2 separate regions of the Mus musculus genome follow, and region 2 is linked to region 1. A link is a loop called in an ENCODE intact Hi-C map of the cell type or tissue named here. Cell type or tissue: left cerebral cortex. All regions are shown on one strand. Each heading gives the region's core, and the rest is flanking DNA. Links, peaks and the distances in the headings are about the cores only.

What was found. A loop is a pair of places that touch in the nucleus more often than their neighbours do. Peaks named below come from ENCODE experiments on the same cell type or tissue, not always from the same donor. Only the 100,000 strongest peaks of a DNase experiment are listed, where the experiment ranks them.
Region 2: a loop joins it to region 1, with 2.7 times the contacts of the local background. A loop is called at or near these places in 4 of 42 quality-filtered maps.

What each region holds. Positions count from the first base shown.
Region 1 is chr14:24,274,260-24,290,522 of GRCm38, forward strand. It overlaps the pseudogene Gm19034. Among named protein-coding and RNA genes, the nearest start is that of E330034G19Rik, 11 kb to the right of the region's middle. In left cerebral cortex, for the core only: a CTCF peak has its summit at 8,258; no DNase peak of the experiment used is centred there.
Region 2 is chr14:24,453,684-24,456,183 of GRCm38, forward strand. It overlaps Polr3a (polymerase (RNA) III (DNA directed) polypeptide A), which reads right to left. Exons shown (of 31, transcript NM_001081247.2): 24 at 2,181-2,351; 25 at 1,172-1,265; 26 at 887-979. Among named protein-coding and RNA genes, the nearest start is that of Gm47814, 8.6 kb to the left of the region's middle. In left cerebral cortex, for the core only: no CTCF peak of the experiment used is centred there; no DNase peak of the experiment used is centred there.

The DNA of each region.
Region 1 (16,263 bases), core at 6,927-9,426:
ATGCCAGCAGCACTGGATGTGCCGAAACAATGCTCTGAAGCCCTCCTCGGTGCATCCTCGGCAGGAGTGGAACCCCAGTCTCTGTGGGGAAATGCCCTTCTCAGTGATACCTAGACCAGGGCATTTTCTGTGCTCAAATTTTAGAATAAACATAAGAAAGTTCATCTTCTTGATTGCACCATACTTTTGTTAGATACAATTTCTAGCCCCAAGTCACCCTGGTGCTTTGTCCCTGAACCACACAGCCATGTTCATTTTTTTCTATCACATCCTGCACACAGTCATGAAGGTCTGTACACAATGTGACTTCCTCAGCTCTCACTGGCTTCTGAGCCTGAAGCACTTAACATTTGGTGAGTTCATAACTCTCTGCTTTTGACTTAAGCTGTTGATAGTGAAGGTTCTTAGGTTCTCGGCTTGAAGACTTATAGAAACTCTCACCGTCTCTACACAGTGATGTACAAATAACCACCAGGTCCTAATCTACAACCACGAGACTGGAAAGCCTGCAGCCAGATGAGGTCCATGTTGAGGCAGCAGAAGTCTCTGCAATGCTCTCTGCAGTGGGATTCACTGTTACTGTTTCCAAGATCATCTCTGGGACTCTAAAACTTCACCATCCCTCTGTAAACCGAGGGTTTTATCCAGAGAGGAGTATGAATCCTGAGTCCTCTTTGTTGAAATGGGCTTAACTTAATCATGAAAGATACACCTCAGATCCTGGATAAATCCTGCTCAGTCACCCACATAGTTAGCAACCACGCATTGATCAGATGTGTGTGGGCATCCACATTTCTTCACACTAACTCATTCTCCGTGTTTTAGGAACACACGCCTGCAGAGGAAACATCAGGTCACCTCTTCTTCAGATCTGATTCTTTAGCATGACTTACCACCCCCTAATTATTCCATTTTCAGCACCTTTATGGTTGAGAATAAGACTTGTATATATTGCAATTCTCTCTGCTTGAAGCAAAGCTACATGGTTAATAACTTGAAGGGTCCTTATGGTCTGTTTTTGCCCGCCAATTCAGCAAGTGACAATTGAGCTGATAGAGTCAGGTCATCTGAGGGTCCTGCCTCAACCTCATCACCTGTAGGCACAGCATTGGCAGCAAACTCCGACCATGCTGCCTGCAGGTGAAATTTGCGGTTACTGTCTAGTTGTATGGTCACATGATCCACAACAGATTTCCCATGCCCCTTTCATTTATTCTCATCTGGACCTCCTCATAATCTATGGGGCAGTGAATAAACCTCTGTGAGCTGGATATAGGGTACTAGTCTACGTCTGGATAATTTTGGAATGGCACCTTCTTCACACATGCCTTTTAGCTGTAATTGAACAACACCCAAAACAACTCTTGAGCAGATAAACTCTTCAGGACCTTATCTGAAGTGTCACAGCCAAAAGACTGGTAGTCCCTCTCCATCAGGGGCTTCTCACTGAGACACTAAGTAATGTTTCCTGAACAATACTGCCCTCTGCTGGTTATATATATATATATACATATATATATATATATACATACACATAGCCTTGTCTATCTGGCCCGAGAAGATGACTATGTAGTATAGCAGGTAGTTTCTATAAAATGTAGGCCATGCTTTGGTTCTTTCAACTAGCATATGCCTCTGTATCCTTATTCAAGACCCAAGAAATCCATAGGGAGCAACTGCTATCCAAACAGAGCAATAGGTGACCCTGACATATTCTGTGCAAATTCTTTCTCAGGACCAGTCAGTCACTTTACTCCAGGTGTGAAACTGAGATTCCCCAATGGACCTCCTTGTGTAAGAACAAATGATTAACAGAGGAAAGAAGACCGCTGTTATGTCTGTAGCATATTATCTTCAGCAATGCTTCTGCTTGTTGTGGAGTCTGCGGCAGCACCGCACTGGAGAGAGGACCCTATGCTTTTGGGTGTGGTCTGTCTGGATAACAGCATGATATCAATAAAGTGTTTCATGTCCGGTTTCCCATTACATATTGGGGGGGGGTGAGGACTCAGTCAGTGGCCAAAGCCCTAGACAGTAAACTGACAGAGTAACTCTTGCTCACCAACATATCCTCCCTCCATGTTGTTGTATCCCCCACTGGGACCACTTGCTGGTGTTCTGAGTAATTCTTGTCTCCATTTGTTTTGTACCTCAAGCTTATTTTTTGATGCTTTCTTTTCTTCTGGAAGAAGAAGCCAACAGACTCATAGGTCAGATTGGGGCTGCATCACCTGCAGGTCAGTTGGTATTTATTTCATTGTTGAGTTCACAGTTCAAAGGGAGTGTCTTTTCCAGAGAAGGCCTTGACCCCAGAGTAGAGAATGTCATTCTTTGAAGTGGTCTCTGACTTCTGTTGGTCTCCTCAGTTCTCTCCAGAGGTGTTGCCAGAAAAGGAAAGAAAGTCAGGACCAGAAACAGCATAGTTGGCTCACTGGCTAGATAAAGTTAGGGCTTATTCACAATGAGGAAACCAAATTTGAGGAAGAAAATCCATCCAAGGGATTCTGTGGTTACCAGGGTCAGCAGGGGGCTCCTGATGCAGCAGGTCTTTCTGCAGGACACTCTCTTCCTGGGCTGTGGCCAGTTCCATCTCATACTGCAGTTTCTCAGACCTGGGAGAGGAAGGCAGTTAGGGACCTGCCATGTTAGCTCTCAGGCTGCTACCTCCCACCACTCAACTCTACTGGTCACTCAACACGGATCTTTTGATTGCAGTCACTGATTGTATCCCTAAGAAAAAGAGTCACAGAGTGGTGGGGCCTAGAACTTTTCTCAGCCTTAACCCCATGTCAGAATTTGATATGAGCACTGTATATTCTCTGTTCTATGGGAAAGAATGAAACTTTTCCTTACAATCCTGGGCTATCATTTTATAAAGGTGACATATCATAGTCAATAGTACATGAGCAATCTACATATTCTTTATGATGATTTGCTGAAAGACCACTTTATTTTGTACACACACATGACACAGCCTTGCAACCTGGGCACCTTAACATGAGGCTAACTCAGTCCTCCTGCTCAGAGAATACCTTGCACCCAATCAACATGCAAGACAGAGCCTGCAAGGCTGGAGCAGCATTTCTTGAACTGAGTGCTTGAGAACAATGGCCCTGCACAGGTTCAGGCACTAAATAGAAACCTGAACAGCATTTTCAACAAATGGTGCTGGTTCAACTGGCAGTTGGTCAACATGTTGAAGAATGCAAATTGGCCCATTCTTTTTTTTTCTTTTAAATTCTTTTTTATTATATATTTTCCTCAATTACATTTCCAATGCTATCCCAAAAGTCCCCCATACCCTCCCCCCCCACTTCCCTACCCACTCATTCCCATTTTTTTTGGCCCTGGCGTTTCCCTGTACTGGGGCATATACAGTTTGCGTGTCCAATGGGCCTCTCTTTCCAGTGATGGCCGACTAGGCCATCTTTTGATACATATGCAGCTAGAGTCAAGAGCTCCGGGGTACTGGTTAGTTCATAATGTTGTTCCACCTATAGGGTTGCAGATCCCTTTAGCTCCTTGGGTATTTTCTCTAAAATTGGCCCATTCTTATCTTCCTGTACAAAGCTCAAGTCCAAGTAGATCAAGGACCTCCACATAAAACCAGAGTCACTGACTCTAATAGAAGAGAAAGTGGGGGAAAGCCTTGAACACATGGGCACAGGGGGAAAGTTCCTGAACAGAACAACAATGGCTTATGCTCTAAGATCAAGAATCGACAAATGGGACCTCATAAAATTGCAAAGCTTCTGTAAGGCCAAGGACACTGTCAATAGGAGAAAATGGCAACCAACAGACTGGGAAAAGACCTTTACCAATCCTAGATAGAGGGCTAATATCCAATATATACAAAGAACTCAAGAAGTTAGACTCCAGAGAAACAAATAACCCTATTTAATAAAAAGTGGGGAATAGAGCTAAACAGAGAATTCTCAACTAAGGAAACTTGAAGGAATGAGAAGCACCTAAAGAAATGTTCAACATCCTTAGTTATCAGGGAAAAGCAAATCAAAACAACCCTGAGATTCTACCTCACACCACTCAGAATAGCCAAGATAAAAAACTCAGGTGACAGCAGATGCCGACGAGGATGTGGAGAAAGAAGAACACTCCTCCATTGCTGGTGGGATTGCAAGCTGGTACAACCACTCTGGAAATCAGTCTGGTGGTTCCTCAGAAAATTGGACACAATTCTACCTGAGAACTCAGCCATATCACTCCTGGGCATATACCCAGAAGATGCTCCAACATGTAGCAAGAGCACATGCTCCACTATATTCATAGCAGCCTTATTTATAATAGCCAGAAGCTGGAGAAAACCCAGATATCCCTCAACAGAGGAATGGATACAGAAAATGTGGTACATTTACACAATGGAATACTGCTCAGCTATTAAAAATGACTTCATGAAATTCACAGGCAAACGGATGGAGCTTGAATATATCATCCTGAATGAGGTAACCCAACCACAAAAGGACACACATGGTATGTGCTCACTGATAAGTGGATATTAGCCCAAAAGTTCAGAATACCCAAGATTCAATTTACAGACCACATGAAGCTCAACAAGAAGGAAGACCGGTCCTGCTTAGAAGGGGGAACAAAAGACCCTTGGGAGGAGATACAGAGACAAAGTATGGAGCAGAGACTGAAGGAAAGGCCATCCAGAGACTGCCCCACCTAGGAATCCATCCCATATACAGCTACCAAACTCAGACTTTATTGTGGATGCTGGGAAGTGCTTGCTGATGGAAGCCTGATATGGCTGTTTACTGAGAGGCTCTGCCAGAGCCTGACAAAGACACAGGCAGAAGCTCTCAGCCAACCATTGGACTGAGCTCAGGGGTCCCTGATAGAGGAGTTAGAGAAGGGACTGAATGAGCTGAGGGGGTGTGCAGCCCCATGGAGGGAGCAACAATGTTAACAGGACAGATCCCTTGGAGCTCCCAGGAACTGGACCATCAACCAAAGAATACACATGGAGTAACCCATGATGCTGGCCACATATGTGGCAGAGGATGGCTTTGTTGGACATCAGTGGGAGGAGAGGCCCTTGGACTGAGAATGTTTGAGGGGAATGCCAGTGCGGGAGGCCAGGAGTGGGTGGGTGGGTAGGTGGGGGAGCACTCTCATAAAGGCAGTGGGAGGGGGGATGGGAAAGGGGGTTTCTGAAGGAGAGAACTGGAAAAGAGAAAATATTTGAAATGTAAATAAAGAAAATATCCAATCAAAAAATAAATTAATTAAAAAAAGAAAAGAAAAATCCTGGGCATATACCCAGAAGATGCTCCAACTTCTAATAAGGACACATGCTCCACTATGTTCATAGCAGCCTTATTTATAATAGCCAGAAGCTGGAAAGGATCCAAATGTCCCTCAACAGAGGAATAGATACAGAAATGTGGTACGTTTACACAATGAAGTACTATGCAGCAATTAAAAACAGTGAATTCATGAAATTCTTAGACAAATAGATGGATTTGGAGGATATCATCTTGAGTGATGTAACCCAATCACAAAAGAACACACATGATATGCACTCACTGATAAGTAGATATTAGCCCAGAAGCTCAGAATATCCAAGACATAATTCATAGACCACATGAAGCTCAAGAAGAAGGAAGACCCAAGTGTGAATACTTTGGTCCTTCTTAGAAGGGGGAATTTGCATGGCAGTGGTCATGTGATATCACAGGCAGGAAGCAGGTTGCAGAAGAGCCCAGTGCAAATGTCTCACGGGATCCAGAACTCACTCCCTCAAAGCTCTGTGCGTAGCACTCCACATATCATGAGCACGTGTAGGTGTGTGACACATTATTCATCTGTCTCCCTCACTGGATTGCAGTTTCTTGTAAGAGGATAACTTCCCAGAACAATTGTACATAGACAGATAACTAAACATATGTGAGGTGGGGAGCTGGTTGTGAGTTGGGATTCGACAGGTGATGGGTGAAAGCACAGGTGTGTGGATGAGCACAGAGACAGAACCAAGGACAAATGGTGCCAGACACTAGTCTGACCCAGCTGCCTACTCTTCCCAGTGTTACTGGGTCTGGTGGTCACTGGTCTCCTCCTGTTGGTCCTTACAGATCATCTTCAAGTCCCTAAAGTGCTTTGCAGCAGAGCCCAGTTGCCCTGCACTTTCTTGTTCTCCTGCCTCAGCACATCCCCCTTTTCCTTCATCTGAGTCTGCTCCATCAGGAACCAGCTATGGAGGTTGCTGGAAACACCCTCTGTACAGAAAGGCCCTATCAGTCTCTTCCTGTCATTGTACCTCCAGGCCCCATCAACCCCAGCAGGCTCCAGGTTCCCAGGAAGACCAAGGAAAAGAGCGCAATACAACCATGACAGCTGCACTCAGAAGATGGAAATAAGAGAACCGCTAATTCCAGAAAGGATCCAACCAGTACTGAAAACACCAAACCCAAGAGAAATCTATGTACCTCCAAGAACAAGAGGAGTCCTCCCACCCCCGTCCTTAACTGTCCATGGTAATAGGAAATGGCAGCATGTACGAAGCATATGTCCTCAAGGTGGGACAGGAGAACCAAGGGGAGGGCATTCTATCCACTTGTTCCATAACGATCAGCTCTGTAAAACCCTGCCTGAGTCCCACAGGCTCTGGGCTGCCTGAAACCACTCTCATGGAGTAAATCATGTTTCTATCTACATGTTCATGAGGCTGGTAGGATAATATTGTGAGGGGTTAACAGTCTCTTTCATACTTAGCTAAACTGAGTCTAAGAGGCACACATCCTAGAACCATAAGGCAGGCTGATGGCTAAGGGGCAGAAAGCCTAGAACCAGACCTGGGGACTTAAAACTCTTTGGTCCAGAAACAAAGTCAGAAATGGCCATTCCACCATGGCTGGGGCCTCTCACGGGCCCTTACTGAGAGAAACCCGTCCCCTTCTCAAGCTCCTTGAAGGTCTCCAAGGCCTGAGTGTTCTCATTCTCCAAGTTCCGCAGGTCAGATATGACCTTCTTATGCCCCAACTTCAGTTTCTCTTAGAAAGGATTTGGCTTATGGTAGGTACCGAACCAAGGAGGAAAGGATCCGGTGAACATAGGCCTCAAGGATCAAAGCTGTGTCCTGGACTACCCAAGGCAGGAAGATGCCACACCCTGACATCCTGGTGCTTATGAAAACCTGGCTCCAGGCCAGCAGAGGCCGTGTGTCCACATGGAGCATGCTCTGACTGCATGAGCTCACTCAGCAGGCCCAGAGGGGGCAGTCTAGCCCTTTATGTTCTCAGGAGCCTATTGCCACAGTTCTTGGCTCACCAAAACGTGTGATGACATTTCTCCTGTTTTCACAACAGGGATTCTAGATCCTATTGGATCTAGGTGAACTATTACTGCACAGTTAGATGTTGCACATAATGTTGGGATGACACCCAACATTGGGAATCTTTATAAACTTCCCAAGGGATTCCAATGTGCCGACATTGAGCTTATAGACCAAAGCAGTGCTGCTTAACGTGGGGCTCCGAGACCTCAGCACTGGTGTCATCTTGAAACTGGGGTAAATCCTCAGGCCCCACCACAGACTACCTGCTCACATGGGAGAGAGGTGGGAAGGGAGAGAGAGAAAGAGAGAGAGAGAGAGAGAGAGAGAGAACACACCAAGGGATGCCGAAGAAATGATGGAGCAGTATCATGTCAGAGTAGAAGGCACAAGGATCAGTAGGAAGAGTGATGACCCCAGGCCTTGTAGTCAGGCACTCATAGAGAAAACCTAGGGCCAGGCCCTTCCAGGTCCTACCAGGAGTCCTTTCAACTCTCAGTCTCCTGCCAGGCAACTAGAAGACTCACCACAAACTCACAACAGCTAGAATCTCACACAATCCACCACCTGTCAAGGCCTTTACAAATGCACGCTGGGAACTCTCCCCTGCTTCAATCCCCAAGTACTGTCACTCAGATCACAGGGTCCAGTTGGTGGAGGATTGGAAGAGCACCTGCCCCCATGTCACTACTGCCCAAGCTAAAGGTTCTGCCTCTCCTTCAAGAAGCATTTAGGGCCATGAGGTAGGGCACAGGGACACCCTGGAGGTGTAGCCACCTAGAACCCATTTGAAACAACAAATACTTATTGTCTTCAGTGATGAGGACCAGGTGATCTTGTAGCTCATTTCTCTTGCTGGTCATTAGCTGCAGCTGAAGGACCAGCCTCCCCATTTCCTTATTTACCTGGTTTTCGGTGAGGAGGGTTGGGGAGGATGGTGGCTCACCAGCAGCCCCTGTCGGTGAATGACCACAAGTGAACTTGCATAGTGACAAGGCATAGAGGATGGACAGATCACCCTGAAGCCCAAACAGAAAGAGAGCATGCCTGCAACCCAGTGACACCCCAAAGATTTCGGCTCAGGCTTGTGATGCCTCCTGTGTGGCTCTCAGCTCTCCCAATATTCTGTAGTGGGGGGAGGATATCAAAGCATCCAGGTGTTTCCTCTGCCTCCCTACATATGCTCATGATGACCACACAGACGGCCTCTCTGTGCTTATTAACAACTGCACAAGGGGCCGTTTGGCTTCAGAGGCCTCAAGTCTGTGGTTTTAGAAGCCAGGAGAAAAATGGCACAGTCCATAAGCATTCAGGTACTGAGGAGATGCCCAGATCTCCTGCCTTGTTCTCTAGGCCCATGACTGGATTAAAAAGTCATGCAGGGGTTGAACGTGCTCACCAGAGTGACCACTGAAAATCCAGAACACCCCGAGCTGGCAATAAAAATCCATTCTTGGTCCAATGCTTCTGACAGTTGTTTGCACTAAAGAAGTCCCTGGCACCCCAACTGCGGATTCAGAAAGCTAAGGGGGCCACTGCCAGTGAGAGGTGATCAGAGGAATTCTTCTGTAGAGCCCGAGACCATAAGGTCTTGACCAGGAGAACTTTTCTCTCCCTGTTACTAGTGTCAGACAGCCAAAGTACCTAAAGGAAACCATGGGCAGTGAAGTGCACTAATGCCCTGTCCTGAGATGGGGACACATTAGTTCCCCTTCCAGCCTCCTGATGGTCTCTGTTTGTAGCCAAGTTACAAGCCCAAGTTCCATGTAGAGTTAAAGCAAGAATCTCCCAGCACAACAGTTTCAGCCATGTGAGCTCCCGGCTTTGGGGATAGACAGACTAATGTTCTGGAATACTTCACTTTGAGTAGTTATGATAAGCAGGGAACTTCATTTGCTTTCCAGAGGCTCTACTTCCTGTGCCCCATTACTGGAAGACTCAGCCCAAGCCCAGCTCATCCAGGAAGAGCCACAGCTTCTGTCCCGGACTCACTGTGCCTTCCTCAGCACCATGTCTTTTTTTTTCTTTCTGTTTTGTACTGAGAAAGTCCAGCTTTCTTCTGCCTCTCTCTGATCTCTCTCTGCTACCCATTCTCCCTTAAGTAGACTCCTCGGTTTTGCCAACATATCTATGGATGAACCCTGTAGGCACTGAACGGATGCCCTAAGGATAGCTGGTGTTGCTACAACCATAGTGATATCATACAAGATGCAAAGAGCTCTGCAGGATTTAATAGAACATCCAGAGAAGGGATTACTTCATGGGGGCACTGTCTCTGGAAGGACAATGCCTGTCACAGCTCAGCAGGTTACTGAAGGCCAAGTCAGCTCAGCTAGTCCTCTGCAAGAGGAGTCAAAAGGCAGGAGATTGAATTTCTTTGAGAAACTGCTTAGACAGAAAGAAACATATATACAATCAGTAGATCACCGGTGAGATTGTCACCTGCCTTCTTCACCCTAGTGCGAAGAAGAAAGGATGACAATGGGGCTGGAAATGCAGGGTCTTGGGTACCAGACTGAGGAGGCTTCCACCATTAACTTCTAGAAGGGGTGAGTCTCTCTCTCTCTCTCTCTCTCTCTCTCTTTCTCTCTCTCTCTTTCTCTCTCTCCCTCCCTCCCTCCCTCCCTCCCTCCCTCTCTCTGTCTTTGTGCTTATTTTTGGTATTTTGAGACAGATTAAAAGATGTGTGCCGGGCTGGAGAGATGGCTCAGTGGTTAAGAGCACCGATTGCTCTTCCAAAGGTCCTGAGTTCAAATCCCAGCAACCACATCCGTAATGAGATCTGACGCCCTTTTCCGGTGCATCTGAAGACAGCTACAGTGTACTTAGATATAATAATAAATAAATCTTTAATAAAAAAAAAGATGTGTGCCACCACCTCCAGGCTAAGGTTCAAGTCTTTAGAGCAAGTATATATAGGCTCCAAGCCTGGAGTCTGCTTATACAGGAAGCAAGCAAGAGACATGCTAGTGTCAACCTGATCTAGGTAACTCCTCACTGAGATGTATTCTTCCCAGATGACTTTAAGTCAAGTCAGGCTAAAAATAAAAACTAAGCACACTGCTCCAGCACCAGTGCCAGGCTATGGGCAGTTTTGTGCCTTGTACCTATGTTCTCAAGTGGGACCCTAGGCTGGATGCTCTTAAATGTGAAAGGACTTGCAAAAGAATTTCCTGAATGTCTTGTACCCATAAGAAAACTCTACATTTAGTATGGCAGATTTCATCCTTCTGACCCACTTCATTACACAGTAAGAACAGACCACTTCCAACTACTCCACACAGTGGACACCAGCCCTGTATATATCACAAGCTTATCACACAGAATTTAGTCATATTGTCTGCCCCTCTGCCCCTCTTACTCCCCTGATGACACTTGTTCCTAGCCTGTGCCAGCCCCTTCCTCTGGCACAAACACTGCCTGGCCCATGTTGTTTCCATCCTAAACCCGACAGAATCTACATGTTTTCCTTTAGGAGGCAGTAACTAGAAGCCTGTCCCAGCACTGTTGATGGCCTTTTCTTTGTTGTGTCATATTTGCTTTTGTGCCTTTTCTTCTAGAGCACAGCTGGAGCCAGGCTCTGCGGTAGGTGCACTTTGTGCACAGAGCATTGGTGAGCCCGGCACCCAGATGACGCTGAAGACATTCCACTTTGCAGAAGTAGCCTCCATGAACATCACCCTGGGTGTGCCTCGGATCAAAGAAATCATCAACGCTTCCAAGGCCATCAGGTAGCTGTGCCCTGGCCTGTTTCCTGGAAACAGTGGTCCTTGTGCTCATGAACGCCTGTGATTTGTCAACTGGGAAGTGTCTGGTGTCCAGAGGGCAGGTCTGCTGTGTTGATCAGTGTTTGGATTTTTTTTTTTTCAAAAGAAAGTTTCTCAAGTCAAAACTGGGGTCAAAACAAATCTTTCATCTTGTTTCTCTTTAAAATGACTATAAGAAAGAGAAAATATTAAACTAGTTAGCAGTATTGTGGACTAGGTTAGCAGACATTTCATTTCTTTGGTGCCATTATTCCATGCTAGAATGACCCTGATTGATTTTTCTCCTGCTTTGTTTTTTAGTCATTCTCTGTGAGTCCTTAGTGATTCAGGTGAGTTTTCAAAAGACCTGAGACCAGATGAACTAGAGATTTTTAGGGGTAAGAATTATTTTGTCTATTCTCTAAGTCTTGGAGAAGAAAAACCATCAAATGAAAAATAGCTGCTCCTGGCTGTAGACCAGCAGTGGTGGATATGAAGGGGGTTGGAGGTCTACTTGCCTCTTGCAGGCTGCTCAGATCTGTTTCAAGGGCCTGTGTTGATGGGATGCTATCTACCACGAGAACAGATGATGATAGTTGTCAGAGGAGCCAAGGTATTGCTGGAGAGGGGCATAGGGAGGTGAAATGCATGAAGACTTGGTTCCCTCTGGAGCAAAAGGTAAAGGCTTCTTCCTAAAGTGGGCACCCAGGGTCTTCTGAAGTTAGGCAGTCTCAGTGAGAGGTCTGTGATGTCCTTTGTTGTGGGTCTCCCTGAAGTGAGTTCTAGTAAAGTCCTCATGGCTGTGAGTAGCACTCAGACTTAATACAGCAGCACACTACACAGGCAGTCCTGGTGAGCTGACCCTTGCTCCTCCTTGCAGCACTCCAATTATCACAGCACAGCTAGACAAGGATGATGACGCGGATTATGCATGCCTGGTGAAGGGCAGGATTGAGAAAACCCTCCTGGGGGAGGTAAGGAATCCCTTTTGATAACAGTAGTAGGGATGGCTGGGAATGGCATGAGCCAGCTTACCAGCCACATTCCTCTGCCTTGTTTCTGAGGCTCTCGGGTGGGAGAAGGGGTTGCTGCATCTTGAGCGTTCTGTAATGAACACAGGTGGTGGTAGACATATTCAGGAAGCCATATGTTTGTCTTTCCATGTGTCTGAGCCATTTTTTTCTCCCTTTTGTGCTCTCTACTTTGTTCTGAGCAAGCTGTCCTTGAACTCACAGAGATCTGCCTGTGTCTGCCTCCCAAGTGATAGGATCTTCAGATGTGCACCATCACACTTGGCTGAAATTACATTTTTATTTAGGAACATCCCCTAAAGAGATCACATTCCACTCCCTTAAAATTGTTTTTCCGTTTCTGTGAAAAGGGTTCTCTGGATCCAATCGGTTAGGGAGTTTCCAGGAGGAACCTAGACAGAAGCCTCTGCTGCAGGGATGATCAGATTCTTCACAGAGTGCTCGATCTCAGACTTCCATAAAGAGTCAGCGTGTGGCGTTCCATAGCTAGTCCTAAGGAACTTCAGGTTTCTGTTTGTGCCAGAGCCTGTGCAGGGCCACTGTTCTCAGACGTACAACTCGAGAAATGTTTCTCACTCCTGCCTGCTCCAGCCACTCAAAGCCAACTGGGGGCAGGAACCCCCAGAGTCTTACAGGCAGATGTTGGTTCCCACATAATTTTAGGAGCCAAATGAACACAAACAGCATTAGAACCAATCCACAAAAGGGGAATATGCATGGTGGGGTTCCACTGTCTCAGAGAAGAAAGGGAGGGGTAGGGGAAGGGCTTGTGTGATGGTGGAAGGGAAGAAGGAAGAAGCAATTGAGATATAAAGTCAATAGATAAATAAATAGGAAAACAAAACAAGCAAAACTATCCTTGCCCCCAACACAAGACCTAGAGCCAAATGCTTCTAGCATGCGCTACAATGGGTGATTTATTTGAGGGTTTCCAAATAACCACTTCAGTGAAAAGATGGCAACTAGAAGAGTCAGAATTGAGAAAAACCCTCCTGGGGGAGGGAATGAATTCCTTTGGTAACAGGAAAACGTTATCAGACATCCTCTCCTCTCTGCAGTGTTGAGGATGTGGCAAGTGTCTTCTGTGGCTATAGCCTGCAGTCTCCACTGCAGAGTGCCTCTGCAGCCTGGGGTGGGGAAGGGGATATGAGGGTGGAGCCTAGCTCCCAGAATGGCATGGTTCTGTTCATTCCTAGCTCTCATTTATGGAGAAAACTCTGGGCACTCTGGCCTTGCGGTTGCCCAAACAAATATCATCAATGAGATCCAGCACACAGTGGTCAGCCTGCACATCCTCAGGGGATAGGTGATTCTACTCTGACCTGGTGACCTATAAGGTATGAGATAAGGCAAGTCCCACGTTGTCAGGGATCTTTTAATCCGATGTCTGGCAAACAGAACCAGAGAGCTTGTATATCAGATAAAACACACTGGTATGAGGCCTGACCTGGACACAAGTGAACTGTTACCACCAAAAATCCTCCGTGTATGGATGGAGCCAGGTGTTCTGGCAAATTTCCAGTGTGAGAATTTTTAACACAGACAAGTTTTGTAATAGAAATGCTTCAACAGGGCTTTTCCCATGTCCTGAGTCCTATTCTACAGCAAAATTGGCCATTACCAAAACCAGGATGCCCATGGTGACTTGGGGGTTTTTCCCTAACCACTATTGTGCTGAGTTTTTTTGCAGTTTTCAGAGAGTAGCACTGGGGACATAGGTCAGTGGTAGAGTGCCTGCCTAGCATGCCTGGACTCTGAGTATGATCCCTATCAAAACACACACTCGCTCGAGCACACGCGCGCGCGCGCACACACACACACACACACAGACACACAGGGGGGAGAGGAGGAGAGGGAGGGGGAGGAGAGGGAGAGGGAGAGGGAGAGGGAGAGGGAGATTAACAAATACCATGCTCCTCAGGTGTAGCAGAAGGTGCAGAGAATGTTTGATTCCTCCCCATACTATAATGCGTGAGGTTTTCCATGACCTTTTCTTGATAAGCTAATGCTGCTATAAAGAACTTTTAGGAGCTAGAGGTAGAACTTGGAGGTTGTGACCACATTCAGAGTAAATATCTGCTAGTCTCTGGAACTACCCCCTGCCCCAAACAAACAAACCAAAAAAAAAAAAAAAAAATCAAAAAACAAAAAAAACTATACCATGTGTGACAATGGCGCCCCTAAAGGGGAGGTTGCCTCAAGTGTGTCTTCCTCTGCTCTGATTTACTTTAACGAATATGCTGTTTCACTGTGCCTGCCACACAGGTTTGATATCTGTTAGTGTGCTGTACGTACATGTGGGTTGCATACTCATGCTGGTGTGCTTCCATATGTGGAACTCAGAGGTCAACCTCTGCCGCTGTTCCTTAAGAGCCATTGCCTTTTTAAAAAAATGCTTGACTTAGCCTATGTTACTTGTGTATCCATCCCATGGGATTTCACTGTGGCCATTCTGTGCACGTGGCTGATGTGGTTTTCTTGGAGTCACGTCCATTTACCGTGTCTTACTGACTCCCTCCTGCTCACCCCGTTCCTCTTCCCAACTCATCCTATTCTCATGTTATCTGTTTAAAGACCCAATGAGTCTCAATTGGACTGCACGCAAGGGCAGGGGTGAGGCAAGGGTTTGTTACAGGGACATGGGGACATTGCCACTGTTTACACCATTGAAGAATATGTCCTTCTTGGTGCCGTACAACCACTACCTGCATATAAATCCTCACATGAAGCTTCATGAAGCCCTCCCTCACGCAAAATGATGTTGACACACCCGTCTTGTGTGGGTCTTGTGCATGTTTGGCACATTTTCTTGGCTACAAGTACCTAAATTGTTTCTAGTATTAGCTTCTTGGTCTTATAAAAGAAGTACCCACCTTGGGACAGCATTTGGGTATAAATGAAAGGCTTCATGTCCTTGGTAGCTGCACTGACCCATTGGCTATGAGACTACACTGGTAACCATCTGCCTCTCCTGTTACCACAAATAACTGCTTGAAGTTTCTGTTGGTTGAGGTGTTCGGATATTGTGGCAGAGGGTGGTCTATGGTCATGCCTCCTGGAGAGGTACTGAACATTATTTAATATCCAATTACCACTGAAAATTGGGAGACACAGGGTAAATATGGATAGATGGATAGATAGATAGATAGATAGATAGATAGATAGATAGATAGATAGATGAGTGGATGAACAGCCAGTCTGAATGATTCATGCATTTAATCCCAGGAAACAGGAAGCAGAGGCAAGCAGATACCTGTGAGTTCCATGCCAGCCTATTCTGCACATTGAGTTCAGGCCAGTCGAGGCTACCCAGTGAGAGCCTGTCTTAAAAGCAACAATGTGAAGTCAAGGATGAAATGAGCAGAAACTAGGGTGAGGAGTCTTAGATTCAGAGTATAACCAGAGCAAATCTGTTAGATACCAGGACATGGACATCATATATCTCTGATACCATTACAGCTCTATGACATCCTGTGTCCCCCATCCCACTTGGCAATTGCTGATGTTCTAAGACCTAGAACACTCTAGCCAAACATTAGCTCTCACTGTATGTTGTGGTACAGGCCTTTAATCCAGGCACTCTGGAGGCAGAGACACTGGGAGTTTCAGGACAGCTTGGTCTACAGAATGAGTTCCAGGGAACCAGGACTATACAGACAAACTCTTTCTAAAAATAAAAACAAAACATATAAATAAATAAGCAAAATAATCAATTAAAAAATAAAGTAAAAAGAAAGATGAAGTGAAGCCAGGAGATGCATTCTGGACCTGTACCTGCTGGAAGTCAGTGGAAGCCTTCTGAGTGGTCTGAACAGGGCACTGGTACCCAAGGCCCTACACTTCCGGCTCCATTGTTATCTTCTCTTTAAAGAACTAAGCTAAGGAAGGCAGATGGCAAACTCACCTTCTCCTGAACATGTGCAGGGTTCCTGATGTCTGAGTAGCTTCTTAAATCTATCTCCTGCGTTTTGACTTCTGTTACTGAGGACTGGCAGAGTTGAATCAGACCCCTTTGACCTGCTGGGCTGATGCAGACACTGTTTTTTCAGAAACAGGGCTCCTTGTCCACCCCCTTGTACACATGGGAAGGAAAGTGATGAGCCAAGTCCAGCCATGTGAGGTTTGGTTTAGCTGGGTTTCAGATGCCAAATTTGTAATCACCAGACAGTGATGTTCCCTTCTCTACTTAAATACA
Region 2 (2,500 bases), core at 1-2,500, 170 kb after region 1:
GTTGCTATATTATGTATTTATGTTCAATACCCGTGTTTTATTCATAAACCGGAGATTCTTTTTACTGAAAAAAATGAACATTTTTCTCATTGAACATTCATGTTCAACTCAAGGCAACAAACACAACCCATGGAGAAAGTTCTGGAGTGTCTGGAAATCAGAGGCCAGGAAGGCTGAGAAGTTTGTTGGTTTTGTTCTATACTCCCAGATGCAAATGCATTCTTCATTTTTATATTTTTCCAATCCCTAGATAAAACCGAGGACTTTGTTTATACATAAGAGGCAATTATTCTACCATCAAGCTATATCAAGGCCTATAAAGCCAGTGTTCCCAGAGTCACACGTTACACAAGACAGGCTTGGCAGTCAGGTGGCAGCCACAAGGATACGGGACTTGACAGTGGCCTTCAAAATGTTTTCAAGGCTAAGAAAGGTTTAACTAGCAGCTGACCTCAGCTGACCCCGACAAAGGTTGTTATCAGTTAACTGTAATCTCCACAAATACTCGTAAGGGAGGCCAGGTTAACCCACCAACTGAGAACGTTACAAACCAGCCAAGTGCTGTGCTGAGGATGCACAGGTGACTATGACAGAACTGGCCCAGGCTCCCTCCACAGAACATGAAGGTGGACAGAAATGAGCTATCCTAACGCCATAACAAACCAGTAAAGGTAGACTGTGCCCACATCAATAGTTTCTTGTGATGGGCGTGCTTTGTCTGTATTTCAAGGTCAACTCAGAAGGATGTGACAGCTGATGGTGTGACCAACAACAACCACCAGCCAAAATTCTTTATGTTTCTCTGGCTTCCGACTTCTCCCTTGGCTTCTCAGCACCTGTCTCAGGACACACAGGATCACATCCTCAGACATTAACTCTGACTCACCTCCAGTCTCAGAAGTCGGATCCGTTCCAGGGAGAGCTTGACAAGAATAAAGCAGTCATCAGGAAGAAACACTTCTTCAATATACTCTGAGATCTGCCATGGCAAAAGAGCAGTTCATTACCCGCACTGTCATGGCCCCTTCCCCATCTCAGCCTTCCACAGGCGCACTCTCCACATGGCCTCGGCTGCAGGCTACATCCACAGCAGCCACTCTGCTGCATCCTCACCACTGCAGAGGAGAGGATGTCGGAAAACATGTTCCTGTTATCAAAAGGGATTCCTTACCTCCCCCAGGAGGGTTTTCTCAATCCTGCCCTTCACCAGGCGTGCATAATCCGCGTCGTCATCCTTGTCTAGCTGTGCTGTGATAATTGGAGTGCTGCAAGGAGGAGCAAGGATCAGCTCACAAGGAAGGGACCAGGACTGCCTGCGTAGTGTGCTGCTGTATTAAGTCTGAGTGCTGCTCACAGCCATGAGGACTTTACTAGAACTCACTTCAGGGAGACCCACAACAAGGGACGTCACAGACCTCTCACTGAGACTTGCTAGTTTCAGAGACCCCTGGTCCCCATTCTACCTGTGGCAAAATTTAAGAAATTTCCTACCACTTAGTTCTTGACCTCCTGCTCTCCAGGGAACCAACTCCTAGAGCATTTCACCTCTCTTTACCCCTCTCCAATAATTACCCCTGCTCCTCTGACCTCCACTGTCATCTTCTGTTCTCACAGGGCACAATATCCCATCAACACGGGCCCTTGGGACAGATCTGAGCAGCCTGCAGAAGGCAAGCAGACCTCCAACCACTGTAGATATCCACAGTTGCTGGTCTACAACCAGGATCTGCTATCTTTAGCTGTTCCTAAGATGTTATTTCTACTGCAAGACTTAGAATAGACAGAATAATTTTTACCCCTAAAATTATGATGTATCTCTAGTTCTAATTAAAGGTCTCTTGAAAATGTGACTGAATCACTAGGGGCTTATAGAGAATGGCTACAAATCAAGCCAGAGGATAATCAATCAGATCTTCGGGCATGGAGTAATGGCGCAAAGGAGTGAAATGTCTACTGACCTAGTCCTCAATCCTGCTGGCTTGTGTAATATTTTCTATTTCATGTAGGTAGTGGCCATAAAACAAAACAAGTTTTGGCTTGAATGGCTTTCTAAAAATCCAAACACTGATCAACACAGCAGACCTGCCCTCTGGACACCAGACACTTCCCAGTTGACAAATCACAGGTGTTCATGAGCACAAGGACCACTGGTCCCAGGAAACAGACCAGGGCACAGCTACCTGATGGCCTTGGAAGCGTTGATGATCTCTTTGATCCGAGGCACACCCAGGGTGATGTTCATGGAGGCTACTCCTGCAAAGTGGAATGTCTTCAGCGTCATCTGGGTGCCGGGCTCACCAATGCTCTGTGCACAGAGTGCACCTACCGCAGAGCCTGGCTCCATCTGTGCTCTAGAAGAAAAGGCACAAAAGCAAATATGACACAACAAAGAAAAGGCCATCAACAGTGCTGGGACAGGCTTCTAGTTACTGCCTCTTAAAGGAAAATATGTAGATTCTGTCGGGTTTAGGATGGAAACAGCATGGGCCAGGCAGTGTTT